Linked DNA regions of Homo sapiens: all the other regions are linked to region 1. A link is a contact called in ENCODE Hi-C or POLR2A ChIA-PET data. All regions are on one chromosome and are shown on one strand. Each heading gives the region's core, a stretch centred on a gene start or an enhancer-like site at or near the end of the contact. The rest is flanking DNA. Distances are from core to core; before and after follow the strand shown.

Evidence for each region. A loop is a pair of places that touch in the nucleus more often than their neighbours do. ChIA-PET counts read pairs that join two places held with the same protein, here RNA polymerase II (POLR2A). Pooled maps may share reads with other maps.
Region 2: a loop to region 1 is called in a map of PC-9, with 3 times the contacts of the local background. The contact joins two enhancer-like sites. A Hi-C loop is called at or near these places in 1 of 168 maps with a recorded cell type or tissue (PC-9) and 2 of 50 pooled maps. POLR2A ChIA-PET finds 5 or more read pairs at or near these places in 2 of 52 experiments (IMR-90 and activated CD4-positive, alpha-beta T cell).
Region 3: a loop to region 1 is called in a map of CD4-positive, alpha-beta memory T cell, with 8 times the contacts of the local background. The contact joins two enhancer-like sites. A Hi-C loop is called at or near these places in 4 of 168 maps with a recorded cell type or tissue (CD4-positive, alpha-beta T cell, CD4-positive, alpha-beta memory T cell, CD8-positive, alpha-beta T cell and 1 more), 1 of 37 single-sample maps with no recorded cell type and 10 of 50 pooled maps. POLR2A ChIA-PET finds 5 or more read pairs at or near these places in 8 of 52 experiments (CD4-positive, alpha-beta T cell, CD4-positive, alpha-beta memory T cell, CD8-positive, alpha-beta T cell and 5 more).

What each region holds. Positions count from the first base shown.
Region 1 is chr12:67,481,592-67,484,988 of GRCh38, reverse strand. No RefSeq gene overlaps it. Among named protein-coding and RNA genes, the nearest start is that of LINC02408, 37 kb to the left of the region's middle. RefSeq lists enhancers at 135-314, 535-584, 1,145-1,194. Within about 2 kb of position 1,493, at least 10 of the 41 ENCODE cell types and tissues checked have a DNase peak (open chromatin) inside an H3K27ac peak, as active enhancers do.
Region 2 is chr12:67,708,911-67,712,307 of GRCh38, reverse strand. It overlaps LINC02421 (long intergenic non-protein coding RNA 2421), which reads left to right. Exons shown (of 5, transcript NR_110063.1): 5 at 1,623-3,261. Among named protein-coding and RNA genes, the nearest start is that of LINC02421, 19 kb to the left of the region's middle. Within about 2 kb of position 1,512, at least 2 of the 41 ENCODE cell types and tissues checked have a DNase peak (open chromatin) inside an H3K27ac peak, as active enhancers do.
Region 3 is chr12:67,629,360-67,632,756 of GRCh38, reverse strand. No RefSeq gene overlaps it. Among named protein-coding and RNA genes, the nearest start is that of DYRK2, 18 kb to the left of the region's middle. Within about 2 kb of position 1,861, at least 4 of the 41 ENCODE cell types and tissues checked have a DNase peak (open chromatin) inside an H3K27ac peak, as active enhancers do.

The sequences.
Region 1 (3,397 bases), core at 244-2,743:
TGTATGGCCAGGTTTCTAACAGGCCATGGACCAGTACAGGTCTGTGGCCCGGGGGTTGGGGAGCCCTGATATAATAGAAATAGATCTCTCTCCCCCTGACATCAGCAAGTTGTATGCTTTCTAAGCATTATTCTCCTGCCTACTGAAAACTATATTTAGACTAAACCAAGAAAGATATTGCACTGAAGATCTCACAAAAAGCCTGAGTTACAAGTCTCAGAGGTAGAAGAAAGTAAATTTGCCAAACTAGGCTGTCTATTCCTCCACCAGAGACAGTACCATTGCAGGCCTGTGATGAAGGGGTGAAGACAAGTGTCCATGGTGCTGCAGTAGGCCCCAGAGTCCAGAGTCCTGGGTCCCTTGCACGGAAGACCCTTGTTAGCTTCCTTCATGTCTGCATGCATCAAAGGAAACTAGCATGGACCTCAGGCACCTCACAAGATGGGCTGTGTCTTTTCATGGGGACTATAGATATGTGAAAGCATTCAGGAGGACATAAAACATGTTCTCTAAGAGGGAGCCTTTGTATTCAGCTCCCTGTGGTCAGGGACTGCATTTTTGGAGCCAAGCTCCAAAAATATTTGAACAGTCAAACCACTCCAGTGTACTAAAGAGAAATGAGAAAAGGTAGTTTCTGCTCTGGGTGAAGAGTCATTGAGAAAGTTCTTCCTCCCTACCTTGGTTCCTATACATCTTAGTCCCATCAGATTTTGCTGATAAGCCTTACTTGACACATGTGGGAAACATTTTCACTAGAGGTTAAAGGAAGCTGGTTTGGGACTGAAGCAAACGGCTATGCAAGGTCATACTGAGTTCAGCTCAGAGTCTCACATCTCAAATATTCTTTCCACACCCTTCTTCTGGGGCAGTGGCCTCTACTGAACCTGAAGGTGTAACTTCTCTCGGGTGACATGGAGTGCATGCCCGGCAATGCCTCAAGAGCTGCAGGGCAGGGTGATACAGCCCCAGGGAGTGGCTACCTTCACTAAGAAGCAGGTTTCTAAAACCAGCATTTCAGGATCCTCCAGGCATCCCTTTGGCCTGCTCACCTCCAGCTTCTGTGTCCTATAGCACAGTATTTACTGACAGGGAGAGCCCTTCTGCCAGCCAAACCTGCACAGTGCCCCAAGCACAGGGCAAGTGGGTGACCAAGGGCTATGTTACAGGCCCCTTTCCAGCAGCCAAAGGACACGCATCCCAAATTTGATGGGGTTTTTGCCCTTGGTACCCATAGACTTTCAATTTTCTGGAGTAGCTCCACCTTTTGTTATGGTTTGGTAAACAAAAGGCAGTCATCAGGAAGCCACTAATACAAATGTCACCATGCACATCACCCTGCCGAAAACCAACAGCAGCCTGTTCAAATGCTACAGGATATTGAGAAAATGATGAGGAGGCACTGAAGACAAAAAAGCCAAGCTTCTCCTCTTCCTGGTCATGCTGCAGACAGCTTACTGGCTTGGCAGCCCTCCAACTCTGCTTCCTTTTCTAGAAGCTCTAGGTACCCAGGCTGCAAAGCTGTGCTGCCTGCCTGCTCATTCCGAGCACGTTTGCACTCTGCTTTGAAGGGGCCAGCCATAAATAAAGCACAGGCTGGGGATTCCTGGGCAGGCTTGCATAATCACAGCCCTTCCTTTGAAAGGGGGAACCATATTCTGATATGTGCCTGTGGCTGGTGGTTTAACTTTAAATCTGTCACCGGTAGCTGGTCAAAAGGTTTTATTCTCTGTAGCCCCCAAGTTTGGCAGACAGGCCTTTTCAAAATGGAAATATCTCCCTGATCCACTGATAGGCAGTTTGGAGACGGTGTGCTGATGCCAATTAAAGCACACTGTGGTGTTCTATTCCTCTTGCCTTGGTGCAGGCTACATCCTCTGCCCCAAGGAACATCCACCCATCCTCAAGGCCAAGTCCAACTCTCTCTCTAAGATTCAGATCAGATCCCTTCACTGAACGAATATAGATAGATTAAGCACTCCCTTTGTGAGCCTGAGAGATGTGCTCTGTGCCATCATTGAACTATCAGTCTGCCAGGGAAGATGACAAAAGTGATATGTGTACAGCCTACAGATGTATCTGCTATGGCAGTAACTTCATCTGAGTAGGAGTTAGAAGGTGACAGAAGAATTTCACTTCTCCCCAAATCCTTCCTGGCTTTCCCTGGGCACTATGATTGCTCCCTTCTTGTGTTTTGTCAAAGGCACATATCCCATCTGCTCACTGTGTGATATTTCTACACGTTGCCTGCCTCCCATCCCTCTCACCCTTGCCATTTTATTAAGAGGTCTTCAAGGTCATGGACTGTCCTATGAATCAATTATCTGGCAAATGTTCAATAATTGAAATAAATAAATCTCTGAAAATTTTTTTGCTCTGAAAAGCAACTGTTGTCTACCTAACACCAAGTGATCAATAGGCTTTTAAAAATCTCTGAGTAATCTCAGAAGTGACAGTGTATTTGACTATATGGAACAGGATCCACGTGGATCCACGTGGATGAGCAGATCCACGTGATGAGCAGGTGAGCAAAAGCAACATTGGTAGTTAATGCAAGGATGAGTTAATGGAGGCAGTGGGGTGAGGGAAACAGGGCAGGGTGTCTTCACAGCCACTGAATCAGAGGTTAAAACAGCCAGCAGCAAGGGCTAGGGCACAGGCAAATATCAGGGCAGGTTTCACCCTAGTGTTTCTGAATTATTTGCATCCAAATGATGAGGCAGTTTACTGAAATTGTGTGGAAGTTATTTCAATGCCACAAAGATATTTAAAATTATATTAACTCATTTGTACAGAATGCTGAATACTACATCTTGATAGTAATTAGCAAACTCAATACAGTTATGACATGATCAGTTGCAAATAACCTAAAACATTCTCAAATGTTAATGTATAAATGAATTATCTAGGCATCTTGATAAAATTCAAATTCTGACTTAATAGTGGGTTGTGATTCTGTATTTCACCCAAGTTCCAAGGTTCCATTGGTCCATAGATCTCACTTTGAGTAGCCCCTACTAAAAGTGCAGGAGAAAAAGTTGTGATTTTGACAGAAGGCACTATTACTCTTCTTTTAAAATTGTATTTATTCATTAAATATTTTCAAACTGTGAAATTAATGGTCATTATGGTGAATTTGGGAACTGTAAAACATACCATGAAAAAATATTAAATCATCTTCAATCTCAACGTCCAGAGATAATCTGTATAAATATTTTGATGTGTTTCCTTCTAATCCCTTTTACTTTTGCATCTTACTCTCCACAATTTTTCTATCTTGATATTGTTTCTTTTTAAATTGTAGATGATTCACATGTTGTTATGTTATTTGAAAAATATGGTTTGTATCATGCCATACATTCAGTCCTCCAGAGCACAGCAGTTAAAGAACGAGTTCCTG
Region 2 (3,397 bases), core at 263-2,762, 230 kb before region 1:
ATTTTTTTAAGGCTCTTCCATTCCACATATATAGTGAAAGCCTAGCTAGGCAAGATTCCTTTTGGTTGACTGAATCTTCCCCACCAGCATTCCCTCACCCCATAAGATGTTCCTGGTCCCTCCAGAGGCAAGCTTCTTACAGTTCTCAGGCTCAGATGGCCCTGTCCCCCAAAGCTCTACCTCCTCAACTTTTCTCCTGAGGATTGAGTCTCTCTCCTTTCCCCATGCAAGCTCTCCACGGAGGAAAGTCTTGGTTTCTCTTTGATGACTTGGCCTTCCTATAAAAATTGTAGAGAAGCTGATTAATAACAGCATGAGGGGACTTTAATTAATTCACTTTCTCCCACCAGGCATTAGACATATGCAGGCTGTGCTACAGCTAAACTTTAAATAACCAAGAAATGTCAAAAGAGAGATGTGGCATCCACATTCCCAAGATGATATGGTGCAGGAACAAGCATTTGGCTGGGTTTTAGGAACCTTGTGTTCCATCCTCCCTTCTTCTGCCACAAACACACTGATGGCATGAGGTGGGTCCCACTGATAATGTGCATGGCACATTCTTTACAAAGCATCTTCAGATCCATAAGGAAATCCCATCTTCTGCCTGAGCTTTATTTTGTCCCACATCCACTCCCCCACACCATCCCACACACCATCATTATCCCAATTCCTCCAGCTTGCCATCACTCTAAGCAGAAGATAATATTTTAAATTAATCTTCCGAGGCAGGCGGATCACTTGAGGTCAGGAGTTCGAGACCAGCCTGGCCAACATGTTGAAACCCGGTCTCTACTAAAAATAAAAAAAAAAAAATAGACGGGCATGGTGGCAGGCGCCTGTAATCCCAGCTACTCGGAAGGCTGAGGCAGGAGAATCACTTGAACACGGGAGGTCGGGAGGTGGAGGTTGCGGTCAGCAGAGATCATGCCATTGCACTCCAGCCTGGGCAACAAGAGTGAGACTCCATCTCAAAAAAAAAAGGAACTACAACTTATAACTACAACTTATATAGCACCTACTACATGCTACCTATAGCAGTATTTAAAGTTACCTCCTTTAACACAGTGTTCTAGAGAGGTGGGCATCATCAACCCCATTTCACAGGTAAGACCTGGAGCTTACATTTGTTGTTTTAAGTCACAAATCCACTTCAAGGTGGAGCCTGAATTTGAGCCTATCTGTCCATGCTGTCTACACTACACTCTCTAAGCAGCAAATGTCACTCTGGTTTTATTTTCCACACTGTGATTTGGTCCTTCCTTTCACATTCTTGCCTACATAATTATTCTGTCTTCTTTAAACTGCCACTCTCGTCTCCAAAAGAGAAATCACTTTTTAAACTTAAAGTAACATAGAGCAAACACTACCATTTTGAAACGGGAGCACCTCTCCCTGGCTCCCACAGCACACCCTGAATCTGGTCTATGCTGGGTTTGTCTGGAGAACTAGAGGCCGGGCAAAGATTGTGGACAGCTGTGCCTTTATGAGGGTCAAAGTCTGCCTCCTAGGACTGTGAACAGAAAGGAGGAAGTTTACCCATGGCCATATGCTGACTACACAGTGTCCTCCTTCCCTCCTCTCATTCTGAGTCACCAGGGAGTCCCGTCTGTTTTTCACAGGTTCCAGCTGAGGCACCCAACAGCAATGATGTTTTGTGAAAATAGTGTGTGATTTGGATGCAAATGATCCTGGGTTCAAGACTTGCTTCTGTAAAGAAGAGAATACCACACTCTCCTCTCCCAGTCATGTGGGGAGTTAATCGAAACCCACGGAAAGTGCATTGCATAAGGTGGGTGTCTGATAAATGCCCACACCTTTGGCTTCTCCTCTACTGATAACTCTTTTTCCCTCATCTTCCTGATGTAAAAGGTGAGTGGGAGCCTTTATGCCTTTCCCTGAAAGTAGAAGCCAGCCTCACCCCAGCCTGTGAGGCTGCTGAACCAGCCTCTTGCCCTTTCCTGCGTTTCTCAGGGCTTCCACCCTCCCCTCAGGCCCTTTCACCTCTCCATGTCATCTCTTTATTCAGTTCTCCACCAAGCCTTCCCCGCTACCTTCAGGAAGCTTTGCAAACTGGCACGAAACCCTAAATTCACAGTATAGAGTCTGGAATGCACTCCCCACTGCTTGGTGATCCGTCATACCATACTGTTTTCTGCTTATCTTTCTCTAAGACAACCTGTACCCTCAATCTGGTGCCACTTAACATGGCAATAAGAGTGTAGTAAGTAGGGCCACTTCACATGGTCTCATTTATGTAGATGCTTGTTCTTTCAAGCTTGTCACCCCCAATTCAGTATCTACTATAGATACATTGACAGGGCTTGGAAATTGACCAGAGTATGGTCTTCCGTGCCTTCAAATTGCTGTGTGGGGCTTCTGAGAAGACAAACTTTGGAAATTGCCCCTCTTTTGCAGAGGATTCAGCGGAACTCAGGAATATGCCAGTACCCACCTACCCTGTGATAGCCAGCCTCTAAAATAGTCTCCAGCGATTTCTGGCTTCCAATACTCACACTCTAATATGGTCCCCTCCCACACTGTATCAGGGTTGGTGTGTAACCAGTAGAGTGCAGGAGGAGTGGTAGATACCACTCTGGAAGAGAGATTATGGATGTCATTTGGTCCTGTCTTGCTTTCCCTTGGATCACTTGCTCTGGTGGAAGCCAGTGGCCAGTCTCATGGACAGTTGGGCAGCCCAGTGGACGACCTAACAGTTCGACTGCCACTTCATGGAAGACCCTGAGCCAGAACAAGTTAGTTAAGCTGCTCCCAGATTCCTGACCCTCAGAAACAGTGTGAAAGACAAATACCAGACTGACACATTTTTGGCAAGTTTTTGTGCAGCTATAGATAACTAACACAAACTTTCTATTCCAAATTGCCACTATTTACCTCCCCCTGCAGAAATGTCCACCACTTACAAAGGTATAGCTGAAGCCCATCTAAGGTGAGCCAACTTTACTTATAATTGAAAACAAATTATATGTACTTTAAAAGTATTTGAGCACCATTTTATTGCCAAACAATACACCCAACAAAGTCAAACAACCTAACTTCCCTTAACAAGAATATCAGGTTTGTCTATATTATGATTGGAAACAAACATAAATTATATTTGTTTTCCTAGACAGTCTAAGGTTTCAATGGGTTGCTGTAAAAGAATTTGAAGAAAGCTGCACCAACTGGTGTTTTGAAATTCAAATACCCTTAGTTTAAGCCACAATAAATGAAATAAAACCAGTACATGAAATAAAACCATCACCCTATAAGATTGTTTTTATCATCCAAAGAGAACGCCTCTCACAATAGATTGATGTCATGTACATGACGTAGTTCACACATTCCACTGTCTTCTCTTGACTATTCACAGTGTGCTTGGCACTTGTGTTACCGA
Region 3 (3,397 bases), core at 612-3,111, 150 kb before region 1:
GATGGATGATCTTTTGCAGTGATTAAGAAATAGTTCAGTTTTGCTCTTTATACTTAACTCTAATTTGTGAAGCAAGAAAGAGTGCAGTAATTTTATAAGTATCTTAATTAAAATACTTAAAACAATTTGGTTGCTTCTAAGGAGCATGTTTTAGTTATATTGAAAGTCTACTTCTTGGCATTTAACCTGCAGACTTAATGTGCCTGAATTAGGTAAGAAACCATTAATAACTTCAACAATACATGCATGTGTGAGCCTTTTAGTATGATAGAATATAAATGATTTTGAAATGTCAAATGATAATATATACAATAGTCTGACACTAGAGTCACAAATCCATCTGAAGATGTTGTACTCATTTAAACTTGTATTTATTACATCTAAGATGTATGCCTAACCCTGCACCAGGCATTGCAAAGAGGCACAAAAGATGTTTAAAATAAACTCCCTCTCCTCAACGAGCCCATCAGCCCATCCGGGCAATGAACACTGAACTCCACAGTGCTTTGTTTCCCTGGCTGCCTCCTGTGTTTATCCAAAGTGATTTGAAGGCTGTCTGAACTCTTGCTCTAGGCAGAATTGAGTGACACTCTGACACTTCCAGTTCATACTGTTTCCAGACTTCCGGAGCTTCTGCCATTACTTTATAGTCTTGCCCTGTTGGCTCCCTGCTCCTGCTGGGGGAACAAAAAGTCATTTTCCTGCCTTAACCATTAGCTGGTAAGGGTTTTAAGATATTACCCCCACTCTAGGAATGTCTATTCTCTCAATTAATTTAGAGGAGAAAAATGAAGACCCTCTCTCCTCCAAATCTATAGGTATAGGTAGAAATAAAGCCACCACAGGGCAAAAGATTCTTAGGAAATTTCCCTGGAAGATAGAACATTTCTCAGATTCCTCTCAAATCACAGTGCTTGAAGCATGGTCCAGAGGCCTGCTTAGGCTATGAGAATGAATCGAGTTTAAGCATTCCTTCAAATCTATCCAATTGTCTGGTATTCTTGCTTTTCAATGAAGATTTCCAGATAGAATGATGGAGAAAATGAGTTACTGGGAAAGACTATGAAATAGCCTTAGTCATAATGAAAATCTCTCCTTCCACTTGTTCATTTCAGTCAGAACCAGTCGTTTTCCATCAGCTTATATGATTTCTGAAACCCAACATCCTTCAGAGGAATATTCCAGGAGAATCTTATAAAATGTCAACCTATTTCAGAAGCAGCAGAGCGTAACTCTACCTTATTCCACATCATATTTAGTTTAATGGTGACTTAACTTTCAGAAGATTTATGCAAAAGTAGTAATAAAAGTTGACAACTTTCATTTGTAAAAATTCTGAAAAGGAAAGGAATTATTTTTATTCTATTATTTTGCTTTTCCTCTGCTAGTATTTGAATAACATGATTTCATACTGCAACAGAAGCTTCAGGTCATAAAAAAATGGTTTCTTCTGTTTCTTCTGTGTAGGGGAAATCATTGTCATAACTATGTAGGGATTTAATGGCTCAGTTTACTCAATAATTAAAACTGTTTGTATGTAAATGGCAAAGTTAGAAGTTGCAAAGTTAGAAATTACAGATCAAAAGCAGCCTGCAGATATGTTTTGTTTGGCTTCCACAGTGTTTTTTGAAAATGTGAACTAAATGCCAACATTTAAAAATCAGGAGATTTCATGTAAATATCCAGATTTCTGGCTTTTCTGGAAATAAGGCAAAATCTGTCTGCACTGTGCTTCCTCCTAGTCCTACTTGGCAACGGAGAACATCCCCCACCTTTTGTAGCTTCAGCCCTCCCCACTTCCCACCAGTGCCTGCCCTGCAGGTCACCGCAGTCCCCACCACTTCCTGTTATTGTGTGTGTGCTAGGCTGGCTTTACCCATTGACATTACCACCTTTCTCCAGCAGGCATTTAGATTTTTAATTTTACTGTAAGCTTTGTATTTCCTGAGATTTTCTCACCGCCATTTCTCTGTTGCTACAAATGTATCCTGACATTTCTTTCTTTTCATTTCTTATGCTCCATTTCTTGGTGCTACTGCTGAGACTAACAGAGGTCAATTGTAATTTGGGCATTCACGCTGAAGCCTTTCAAACTAGTTTGTGCATAAATACATACCTGGCACAAGAAACATTGTTTTCTCTTGTGCTTGAAAATCAAACCGATTTATACTTAGCACCGAAGAGTGCGAAGACCCTAAAACCACTGCCTGTGTAATAGCTCACTGCAGTAAAATCTTTGGTTTTACTCTTTGGTAACCTCTTGCAGCTTTTCTAGACAGAGTTAGCTCTATTTTGGGACTCTTTTTCTACATCAGAAGCACACAACTGATATCTTACTGTTACTAGTTTGCTTTTCCTGAAAGCAGTGTTGAGGTTCTGAACTTCTTGTAGAAGTTCATAAACATGGTTTGCACCAAGAAACAATTCAAATGTCTCATTACTACAGAAACACTCAGCTATAAGTAATATATTCAGAACAGAGATGATGCTTAAAGCAAACTCTTTCTTTGATATACTTTAAATATTTGTACCCTCTAAATTTTATGTTATAATTTGTTCCCCAATGTTGGAGGTGGGGCCTGGAGGCAGGTATTTGGGACATTCAGGATCTTTCATGAACATTTGTCCTTGCATAATAACTTAGTTCTCCCTCTGTTGGTTCCTGGGAGATCTGATTGTTAAAAAAGAGCCTTGCACCTGCCCCTCTCTCTCTCTTGCTTCCCTCCTCTTGCCATGTAATGCCCACTCCCCTTCCCCTTCTGCCACGATTGGAGGCTTCCTGAGGTCCTCACCAGAAGCAGATGCTGGTGCCATGCTTCTTGTACAGTCTGCAGAACTGTCAGCCAAATAAACCTGTTTTCTGTATAAGTTATTCAGTCTCAGGTAGTTATTTATATCAACACAAAGTGAACTAAGACATTATTCAACATCGCTGTTTAGATACCTGATAAATAAGGATATCGAACTTAACGTAGCCAGTATTGAACGTGTGATTTCTTCCTCTCTACCTCTGTTTTTCCCAATATGTGTTTCTTATCTCAGCAAATGGCAAGTCTAGACTTTCCATCACTCAAGCCAAACACTTGGGTGTCATTCTTGATTCTTCTCTCGCTCTTACACATCACATCACATCCATCTGCAAATCCTGTTGATTTTACACTAAAAAATATCCAGGATCCACCTACTTCTCACTACTGCCACAAATATCACCATGCTCAAAGGCACCATTATCTCTCCTCTGGATTACAGAAGTAGCCTCTTAACAGTAGGCATACTGATCTCTTCACAATGTAAGATCATGGCACTTCTCTTCTCAAAACTCCCCGACAGTTTCCCATTAGCCAGAGCAAAAGCCAAAGTCTCTGGAGTAGCTAAAAGCTCCTGTATAATTTATGTG